2 separate regions of the Homo sapiens genome follow, and region 1 is linked to region 2. A link is a contact called in ENCODE POLR2A ChIA-PET data. All regions are on one chromosome and are shown on one strand. The core of a region is the stretch at or near the end of the contact, and the rest is flanking DNA. Distances in the headings are between cores, read along the strand shown. Region 1 overlaps CLPX (caseinolytic mitochondrial matrix peptidase chaperone subunit X). Region 2 holds the start of PARP16 (poly(ADP-ribose) polymerase family member 16).

Region 1 (4,952 bases), core at 2,188-4,687, 120 kb after region 2:
TGAAAACATTCCATTGCTTCCCTCTCCCAAGTTTACACTGAATCCTAATACTAGTATATAAACAAGTATTATAGGTTCATAATATGGACCATATGTGGCTAAATTGTTATTGCCTTTTGGAATTTAAATATGGGGTCTGTTGCTTTTTCCCATGTTATGATTACTGTATTCAGTGGCAGTGAAATATAGCTAGATAATTATTAAAATGTTAACTTGTTAATACCAAGTTAATCTGAAATAATATCTACAATAGAGCAAGCAACTTCTGATTTATTTTTGTTCATATGGACCCTTAAATAACACCAGCCTAGGCTGGTCCACTTGACTAGCCTTAAAAAAAAAAGCCTGCAATTATCTCCCTTAAATTGGTCTATTTTATGGTAAAACAGCCTTCAGTCTAATAATGTAAGTAAGTAGTTTTTTCATAGCCAGTGTGCCGGGCTGCTCCGTATAGCACTGTGGCTTTGGTAGTGTGGACTCTTTAGAAGTCTCAGGCAGAGTATGATTTGGTCCTGTGAGATGTAACAGAATGTACCACCAGCTCCATTGGGTATTTGGTGTGTGCTTTTTGAGAACTGGGAACCCTTGTACCCTGGCTATGTGCCTTCTGTTCTGGCTGTGTCTCAGATGTTTGCACACTTAGATTATTTCTCACTGCCTCAGTGTATCTTTCTTCTACTGTGTTTAGATATCAGTGCATTTGTCTCTACTTCCAAATGTGCTGTGACAGATTTAATGTCATTGGTATAATTTGTAAGGAATAAAGATGTTTAAAACTATAATAAAATGTATATGGTCAACAACTAAAGAATTTGTCATTAAAAATGGAAAATATATTGGGCTTTATATTCTATACGAATTTGTGTAGACTTTAGACATGTGAGTTAAAATTCCAGGCAGTTTGGCCGGGTGCGGTGGTTTGGTTCACTCCTGTAATCCCAGCACTTTGGGAGGCCGAGGCGGGCGGATCATGAGGTCAGGAGATCGAGACCATCCTGGCTAACATGGTGAAACCCCGTCTCTACTAAAAAAATACAAAAAATTAGCCCGGCGTGGTGGCGGGTGCCTTTAGTCCTGGCTACTCGGGAGGCTGAGGCAGGAGAATGGCGTGAACCCGGGAGGCGGAGCTTGCAGTGAGCCAAGATCACGCCACTGCACTCCAGCCTGGGTGAAAGAGCGAGACTCCGTCTCAAAAAAAAAAAAAAAAAAAAAAAAAATCCAGGCAGTTTAACTAATTTCAGGAGTTTTTGAATTATTTATTTTTTAATCAGGGTTTCACTCTGTTGCCCAGGCTGGAGTGCAGTGGCACACTCATGGTTCACTGCAGCCTTAACCTCCCTGGGCTCAAGTGATCCTCCCACTTCAGCCTCCACAGTAGCTGGGACTGCAGGTGTCTACCACTATGCCCAGCTAATTTCTGTAGAGACAGGGTTTTGCCATGTTGTCCAGGCTGGTCTGCACCTCCTGGGCTCAAGTGATCCATCCGCCTCAGCCTCCCAAAGTGCAGGGATTACAGCCGTGAGCCACCAAGCCCGGCAGGAGTTGGTTAATATTAATTCACCAACCATTTCATTTCTATTCACTAAAAACTTAAAAAATTTACCCCAGGTTCCAAGCTGTTGGCAATAACCAACTGTAGAATAGAGCTTTAGCTACTATTAAGAATAAAGTTTTTAGGGCTGAGCTTGGTGGCTCATGCCTGTAATCCCAGCACTTTGGGAAGCCAAGGCAGGAAGATTGCTTGAGCCCCAGGAGTTCAAGACCAGCCTTGGCGACACAGTGAGACCCTGTATCAAAAAAAGAAAAAAATATATTTTTAGAAAATAAAAAAAAATAAGAATACAGTTTTTAGAGTCTCAGATAAATGAGTAGCTTTAAAGTTAATGTCTGAGAAAAAATTAAATTTACTAAAACACATAGATACTGATAGTATAATGGCTTTTGATTATGTAATGCCTGTTTCTGAAAAGAGTAGTTTTATAATGTTATCTTTGTGAAGAATGTTATTCATTTGATTGACAGGTATGGATTTATTTTAATGATTTACATTAATGTTGATACTTTTAGACCATGGTGGCATGTGTATGTATTCTAAGTTACTTTAAATTTAATTTGTTATCAAAAAATAAAGATTGATAGCATTGTTTATAGAATAGAAATTAGCACAACACTAGTAGAGTACAGTGATACTTTGTTAAGCTAGAGAACAAATGAATTGTGTTTTTGTTCATTTAGTGTTCAGGGCCTCTGAATCATTGCTATATAATGTATTGTCATTTTGTTTTTAATGAGAGTCTTTGTTCAGATTTAAAACTGTAAGCAAATATGCTTAGTAAATAACTTTTTAATGTGTGTGCTCTTATAATAGCTCATATTAAATTATTCATACCTAATCATTTTTCAGATTTATAACTACCTCGACAAGTATGTTGTTGGCCAGTCATTTGCTAAGAAGGTGCTTTCAGTTGCTGTGTACAATCATTATAAGAGAATATATAATAATATCCCAGCTAATCTGAGACAGCAAGCAGAGGTTGAGAAGCAGACATCATTAACACCAAGAGGTAGCGTTTTTGATAATTGACCTAAATAGAGATTGCTATGCTTAAAAGTAATCTTTATTTGTAACTCCTCACTTTCTTCTTAAAATGTTTTTTATATAGTGTGGCATTTTTCAAAGTGCAGGTTATTCCCCATTAGTGTGTTATGAAATCATTTGCCAACAGCATTTTTTAAAAATTTGATAGATATGAATAGAAAATAACAGAATACATTAACTTACAGTTAAGGTAAATATTATTTCTTAGGCCTGGCATGGTGGCTTATGCCGGTAATCCCAGCACGTTTGGAGGCCGAGGCGGGGGGATCACTTGAGGTCAGGAGTTCGAGACCTGCCTGGCCAGCATGGGAAACTCCGTCTCTACTAAAAATACAAAAATTAGCCAGGTGGGGTGGCACATGGCTGTAGTCATTATACAGTATACTGTATAATCTCAATTTACTATGGACAATAATGTATATTAATAGAATGATTTATTAAAAACAATTATGCATAGAGTAAATATGAATATTTAATTTTTTGTTTTGTTGGCCAGACAGCCCCAATTTCTGATTTAGGCCTATATTCCATCATTTTAGATTCTTTTAGTTATCACTGTACAGTGTGAAGGAGTTCTGCTAAGTACTTAAATTTATAAGTCTACATTATCTTTGATTGCCTTTAGTAGCAACTAAATGTATAATTTATTTCAATGAAGACACTTGTTCACTTGCTGAACTTACATCACATAACTGCAAAATAGGTATGTGATGGTATCAGTTATTTTTAGAAAGTATAAGTCATAACTAACGGATGACTTGGAACCTTTTTCTTTTTTTCAAGACAAGGTCTCTCTCTGTCACCCAGGCTGGATTGCGACTCACTGCAGCCTCAACTTCCCAGGCTCCAGTGATCCTCCCACCTCAGTCTCCCAAGCAATCCATCTGCCTCAGCCTCCCAAAGTGCTGGGATTAATAGGCGTGAACTCTTGCGCCTGGCCTGAAATCTTCATTTTTATAAGGTCCAAATAGCACTGATAGTTATGGAGCAAAACTTTTTTGTTTTCCTCGGTAATAAATAGATATTTAAGCTATTCTAAGTGCTGGAGGAGCAAATGGTTATAATATTTATAGCATGAGGGGCTTAAACTCTTATTAAAGACTTATGTTATTATACCCTTACAATAGATATCAATTATATATTTGACAAATGTGAATATTAGCAACTGGACAGCGGTCTTTATGCATGGTTTTGTTTTAATATAGAAAAGATATAGCATATATGAAAAGCTGAAAAATGTTAATGAACAAATCCTTTAAATATATTTGAAAGAGGACAGGAGGTGGGATACTCATTGTTTGTTCCCCCAAGGTAAACAAATATGTAATATTTTCATCCTCTTTCTTAGAGTTAGAAATAAGAAGACGGGAGGATGAGTACAGATTTACAAGTAAGTGACTTCAGGTCCTCCTCTGTAATCATTCTTCCTTTTGACATTTATTTCAGTGAAGTGTTTCAGCAGTAACAGTGATAGACATGTATGTATTTGCTTGTGTATTACCAAGAAAGATACGTATTATCTAAATGTGTTTATCCTACATGGTATATATAACTTTGGAATAGTTTTTCATAGCTAATTTGTGTCGTTTCCATATGTTGGGTTATTTTTTATTTTTTCTATCAAACTACAATTAGAGTTGGCCTGCTTCTTGTGGGTCACAGGAATTTGGGGGAGGCAGATTATTTTCTAGCTACTCTTTGCCAGAAAGCACACTGTTTTTTGGTTTTTTTTGTATTTATGAAACTTACAGTCTTACAAATTATGAGTAAGTCTTAATTCACTGTTTCCAGCCCCAGATTGCCCCTACAAGCATCAGATGGTCCGATGGAGGGTGTGGAAGGACTTGATAGACCAAGGAGAGTGGCCTTTCTGTTGTGTTCCACCTATTCCTTTGGAGGTGGATATAGTTAGTTGCTGCATTGAGGGTGGAGGTTCCAGGGGTGTCATAGAAAGATTCACATGGCCTTTTGTTTTAGTAATTGAAATAAAGAAAATTAGCTAAGTTTGATGTTTTTACATTTGCCTTTGAACCAAGTAGTATTATATATCCACTATTTGAAGTGTACTATATATAGGATGAGCCATGAGAATATAACTTGTGTACCAACTTGGGCATGACATTTATCACATGTAATAAAATTACATTATCCCCAGTTATTTTTAAATTTATAGAAATACTGATTATACCATGCGTGGTAAAATTAAGAAATACAGTAAGTGCAATAGAATTAGATTGTATATAAGAATGTAAAATCTAAATAATAACCTTTAGGTATATATGTAATTTATTTCATAATAAAAAAATATATTCAGATATGCAGTCAATACCATACTCATAAATTGTGTTGACAG
Region 2 (4,740 bases), core at 1,317-3,816:
AACCTGTTCAGGTGGATATCTTTCCTGTCAGTGATTTTTTTTTTTTTTTTTTTTTTTTTTTTGGGAGATGAAATCTTACTCTGTCACCCAAGCTGGAGTGTAGTGGCATGATCTCAACTCACTGCAACCTCCGCCTCCCAGGTTCAAACAGTTCTCGGGCTTCAACCTCCCGAGTAGCTGGGGCTACAGGCACGTGCCACTATGCCTGGCTAATTTTTGTATCTTTATTAGAGACAGGGTTTAACCATAGTGGCCAGGCTGGTCTCGAACTCCTGACCTCAGGTGATTTGCCCACTTCGGCCTCCCAAAGTGCTGGGATTACAGGTGTGAGCCACGTGCCTGGTCCCCACTTTCAATAATGAATAGAATAAACAGAAGATCAACAAGGAAATCTAAGATTTGAAAACAATATAAATCAACTAGACCTAACAGACATCCATAGAACACTTGACCTAACAGCAGCAGAATATATACATTCACATGAAACATTCTCCAGGATAGGCCATATGCTAGGCAATAGACAAACCTCAATGAATTTAAAAGGACAGGAGTAAACAAAATGTGTTCTCTAAGCCAGGTGTGGTGGTGTGAGCCTGTAGTCTGAGGTACTCTGGAGGCTGAGCCGGGAGGATCATTTGAGGCCAGAAGTTCTAGGCTGCAATGTGCTATGATCATGCTTGTGAATAGCCACTGTGCTCTAGCCGAGGTAACAGTGAGGCCCAGTCTCTTAAACAAAAAACAAACATGTTGGTGATTGCTTAGGAGTGGGCGACATGGTAGGGTGGGTAGAGCATTGATAGACTAGGTGTAGAGAGTTCCTTTCTGAGGTGATAAAAATATTCTAAAATTGATTGTGACAGTTTCACATATCTGTGAATGTACTAAAAACTATTAAATTGTACACTTTAAATGGGTGAATTGTATGGTCTGTGGATTATATCAAATTTATATAAGCAGGGCTGAAACCCCTCCACAAGAAATGTGGTTCTGAGACCACCTTAGCAAATTCTGATAAAATCTAGAAGAATAAAGTAAACATAAGAACATTCAGTTTCACTATCAAGTAAATGCAAATTAAAACTATAATGAAATTCAACTTTGTGTCTATGGAATTGACAAGAATTAAAAAGAATTCTAATATTCTGCATGAGCTAAGTCATGAGAATGCTGGCCATCAGAGGCCCTTCCACACCACCCTGTGATGTGAATATTATCACTATGATTCTCATATCATATGTGACAAATATCTTCAGATAAGCAAATTTTATATATCCACCCAACAAACAATTCTTGAGGCCAAGGAGGTATCAGAGGGTGGCTTTTGTCTAAGGGCCTGCAATGAAGAAGAGGTGGAATGAGAGATGGTTCCCTGGTCTCCTGACCCACTCCAAGCTCTCCCTTCCTGGGGTCTGAGCTTCAGAAGCCACCTTAGAGTTCCTGGGTCCTATGAGAACCCCCATGGCTTTTGAAGCACTAGGGGCCTTGTGGTTCTAGGCCTCAGAGCAAACAGATTTGATGTGGGCTCCTGGGAGCAGCCCCCAACCTTTACCTGGCAAAAGAAGATGGGAAGCTCTGTGGTGTCTGGGGGACCAGTCTTCGCCCTACCTCCCGAAGTCATAGATGCAATCCAATGGCATGGGACCACCTCTCCTCTGAGTCCAGGGCCCAGCACAGCCTGGATGCAGAAGGAGAAGTTTCTTCCTCAGAAGATCCTGCAGGGTAGGAGTGTGTGCGGTGTGTTGGTTTAAGCACAATGGTCTGTGTTTAGATTTGCATGTGACCATGAGGTCACACTTTGGGGTTTTCTCTAATGAAGGTTCTGAGTAGGGAGAGGGGATGGGAGTCTAGTCCTTACCCTCCAGCAGAGTTAAGTCAATGCCCCTCTGCTCTCCCCCAAGCTCCCTGTCAGAGAGGTCTCCCAAGGAGGATCTTGGGGCATTTGAGGCCAGAGACTTAAGCAATTCAGAGAATTCTGGAGGCTGAAAAGCAGAGGAAAAGTCTTTTGGTTTTCCAAAGATCTCGGTGTGAATCCTAGATTTACCCATCTGGCTGTGGGATCTTGGGCAAGCATTGCAGCACTCTAAGCCTCAGTTTCCCTGGGTGTTAAATGGCTCCTTCTGTGCAGTTTTGGAGGGAAAAGATTCAAGAGAGACAATAGGTAGCATTAATACCCCAAGGAAGAGAGGTAGGCTCAGTCCGCAGAGCTGGGACAAAGACAAGTACAGGGGCGGGTCGAGAGGGTGCCCACATCAATTTCTACCAGGGCTGCTGCTGCTGTGAGGATGGCTGGCAGGGGCGTGGGCGACGTCGCCCGGCACACACTGGCGGCGGCAACTCTCGTAGCTGCGGGTGATCGGGGTCTGGGAGGGGCGGGCACAACCCGTACGGTGGAGCTGGCTGGGGCGCGAAGGGGCGGGCCCTCGGCTGGGCCGGGCGGAGCGCGGCGGCGGGAGGGGAGGTAGGCCGGGCAAGGCAAGCGGACGTGAGCTGCAGGCGGAAGACAGGTGGCGCCGCGGGCAGCTTGGCGAGAGGCGGGACTTCGGCGGCGCGGCGGGAGGCGGGGCAGGAAGGCGCGCGCGGCGCAGCAGCCTCGCCCGTCGCGGAGAGTGGGCTCTGCCCGCCGTCCCCCGGGGGCTGCTTCCCGCCCCAGGCCTCCGCGGAGGACACGTGTCAGCACGTTCCCGCGGTTGTCATTCCATTGTCATAGCCCTTCCCCTAGGCCGGGAACCCCTCCCCCCCACCAGCCCCAGTTCCTTTATCCCTGGGCCCAACCTCCCCGCCGACCCGCGGTCCAGGCCTCGGTCTCTCTCTTCGGCGGCGAGCCGCGGCCCAGACCCCGGCAGAGGACACTTGTCGGCACGTTCTCACCCCTGTCATCTCAGCCCCCTGCCTAGCTCCACCCCAGGCTTGGGAACCCGGCCCCTGACGGCCCATTGTCCGCGGGCCCAGCCCCCGCGCTGAACGCACGCTCGCCCTTGCCCCTAACCAGCGCGTCTACCCCGGCAACGCGCAGTGACCTGGGATGCAGCCCTCAGGCTGGGCGGCCGCCAGGGAGGCGGCGGGCCGCGACATGCTGGCCGCCGACCTCCGGTGCAGCCTCTTCGCCTCGGCCCTGCAGAGCTACAAGCGCGACTCGGTGCTGCGGCCCTTCCCCGCGTCCTACGCCCGCGGCGACTGTAAGGACTTTGAAGCCCTGGTGAGTGTGCTTTGTCCTGGCGCTGCCCACTGCGTCCTGGACCAAGTGCCCTGTGGAACCACAGGTAGAGGCAGTTCCATCCGCATTAGTAAACATGACAGCCGCCAGACTTTCCATTCCCAGCTTGGTCTTGCCTTGCCTTGGGGAAGGTTTCCATGAGCTAAGAACACTGCTAACACCCTCATGTCAACGCTCACTCCCAAGGCACTTGGTGGCTGCTTCTCTCCTGTCAATGACAAATGACTCCGAGGACTGAAGTGAGGAATAGTTGCATAGTCCTCCACAGATTTTCTAGCCTGGCCAGGAATAGGGTTGATGTGAATCAGCTGTTTTGCTTAGCTAGAAAGTTATCCATCCTTTTGCAAATAATTAGACACCAAAAAGTCACCAAAGCCGCCCAGACATTGGTCTTCAGATGAGGTGATCTATGGGCAGTACTTTTATAAACTGTAACATCCAGTACATATGTAAGCTGTTATTTCTCTGATTCACCAGGCACTTTTTTTGCAGAGTTCACCTCTGGGTCAGCATTCAAGATATCAGTTATCCTTATAATCCAAATGTTTGGAATTGCCTAGAAAAATATAACTTACCAAAATCGATTCAATAAAAAGCAGAAAATTGAAATCGCCAATAGCTGATATTCATTAAAGACACTGAACTCCATGTATCTTTGGGACCTGTCAAGTGTGGCAGTCTCCCTTCCTTGCCATGGAAGAGCATATTCTTGTTTACCAGCAAAGCTGTCACCATTTAATTGGTATCAGATTCTGACTTGCACAAGTAACATTCTTCACTGTTAAAAACTTGGAGGGGCCAGGCTCGGTGGCTCATGCTTGTAATCCCAGCACTTTGGGAGGCCAAGGCGGGCAGATTACCTGAGGTTGGGAGTTCAAGACCAACCTGACCAACATGGAGAAATCCCGTCTCTATTAAAAATACAAAAAGTTAGCCGGGCGTGGTGGCGCATGCCTGTAATCCCAGCTACTCTGGAAGCTGAGACAGGAGAATCGCTTGAACCCGGGAGGCGGACGTTGTGGTGAGCCGAGATTGCGCCATTGCAGTCCAGCCTGGGCAACAAGAATGAAACTCCATTAAAAAAAAAAAAAAAACCTGGAGGGTGCCAGGTTATTGGGCGAACTTTTCTAGACTATTGTAGAAAAAGAAGAAAAAGGCTGAGTGGCTCATGCCTGTAATCCCAAGGACTTTGGGAAGGCAAGGCAAGAGGATCGTTTGAGACCAGCCTAGGCAAAAAAGATTTCTTTAAATTAGCTGAGTGTGGTGATGCACGCCTGTAGTCCCAGCTACTTGGGAGGCTGAGGCGGGAGGATGGCTTGAGTCCAAGAGGTCGAGGCTGCAATGAGCTGTAATCACACCACTGCCCTCCAGCCTGGGCAACACAGCAAGTCTCTCTCTCAAAAAAAAAAAAAAAAAAAAAAAAGACGTTGGATTAGTAGTCAAGGATTTTCCCTCAAAGAAAACTCTGGACGTAGCTGGTGTCATTGGTGAGTTGTAGCAATCACTGAGGGAATAAGTAATTCCCA

The links. ChIA-PET counts read pairs that join two places held with the same protein, here RNA polymerase II (POLR2A).
Region 1: POLR2A ChIA-PET joins it to region 2 with 18 read pairs in activated T-cell. The contact joins the enhancer-like site here to the promoter of PARP16 in region 2. POLR2A ChIA-PET finds 5 or more read pairs at or near these places in 14 of 52 experiments (A549, B cell, Caco-2 and 10 more).

What each region holds. Positions count from the first base shown.
Region 1 is chr15:65,161,641-65,166,592 of GRCh38, reverse strand. CLPX (caseinolytic mitochondrial matrix peptidase chaperone subunit X) reads left to right here. Exons shown (of 14, transcript NM_006660.5): 5 at 2,405-2,564; 6 at 3,948-3,989. Among named protein-coding and RNA genes, the nearest start is that of CLPX, 21 kb to the left of the region's middle. Within about 2 kb of position 3,437, at least 2 of the 41 ENCODE cell types and tissues checked have a DNase peak (open chromatin) inside an H3K27ac peak, as active enhancers do.
Region 2 is chr15:65,284,709-65,289,448 of GRCh38, reverse strand. It overlaps PARP16 (poly(ADP-ribose) polymerase family member 16), which reads left to right and starts at 2,566. Exons shown (of 6, transcript NM_001316943.2): 1 at 2,566-3,196. The coding sequence starts at 3,023. SNORA24B (small nucleolar RNA, H/ACA box 24B) reads left to right here and starts at 3,858; the gene lies at 3,858-3,988. RefSeq lists an enhancer at 2,122-2,171 and a silencer at 2,322-2,881.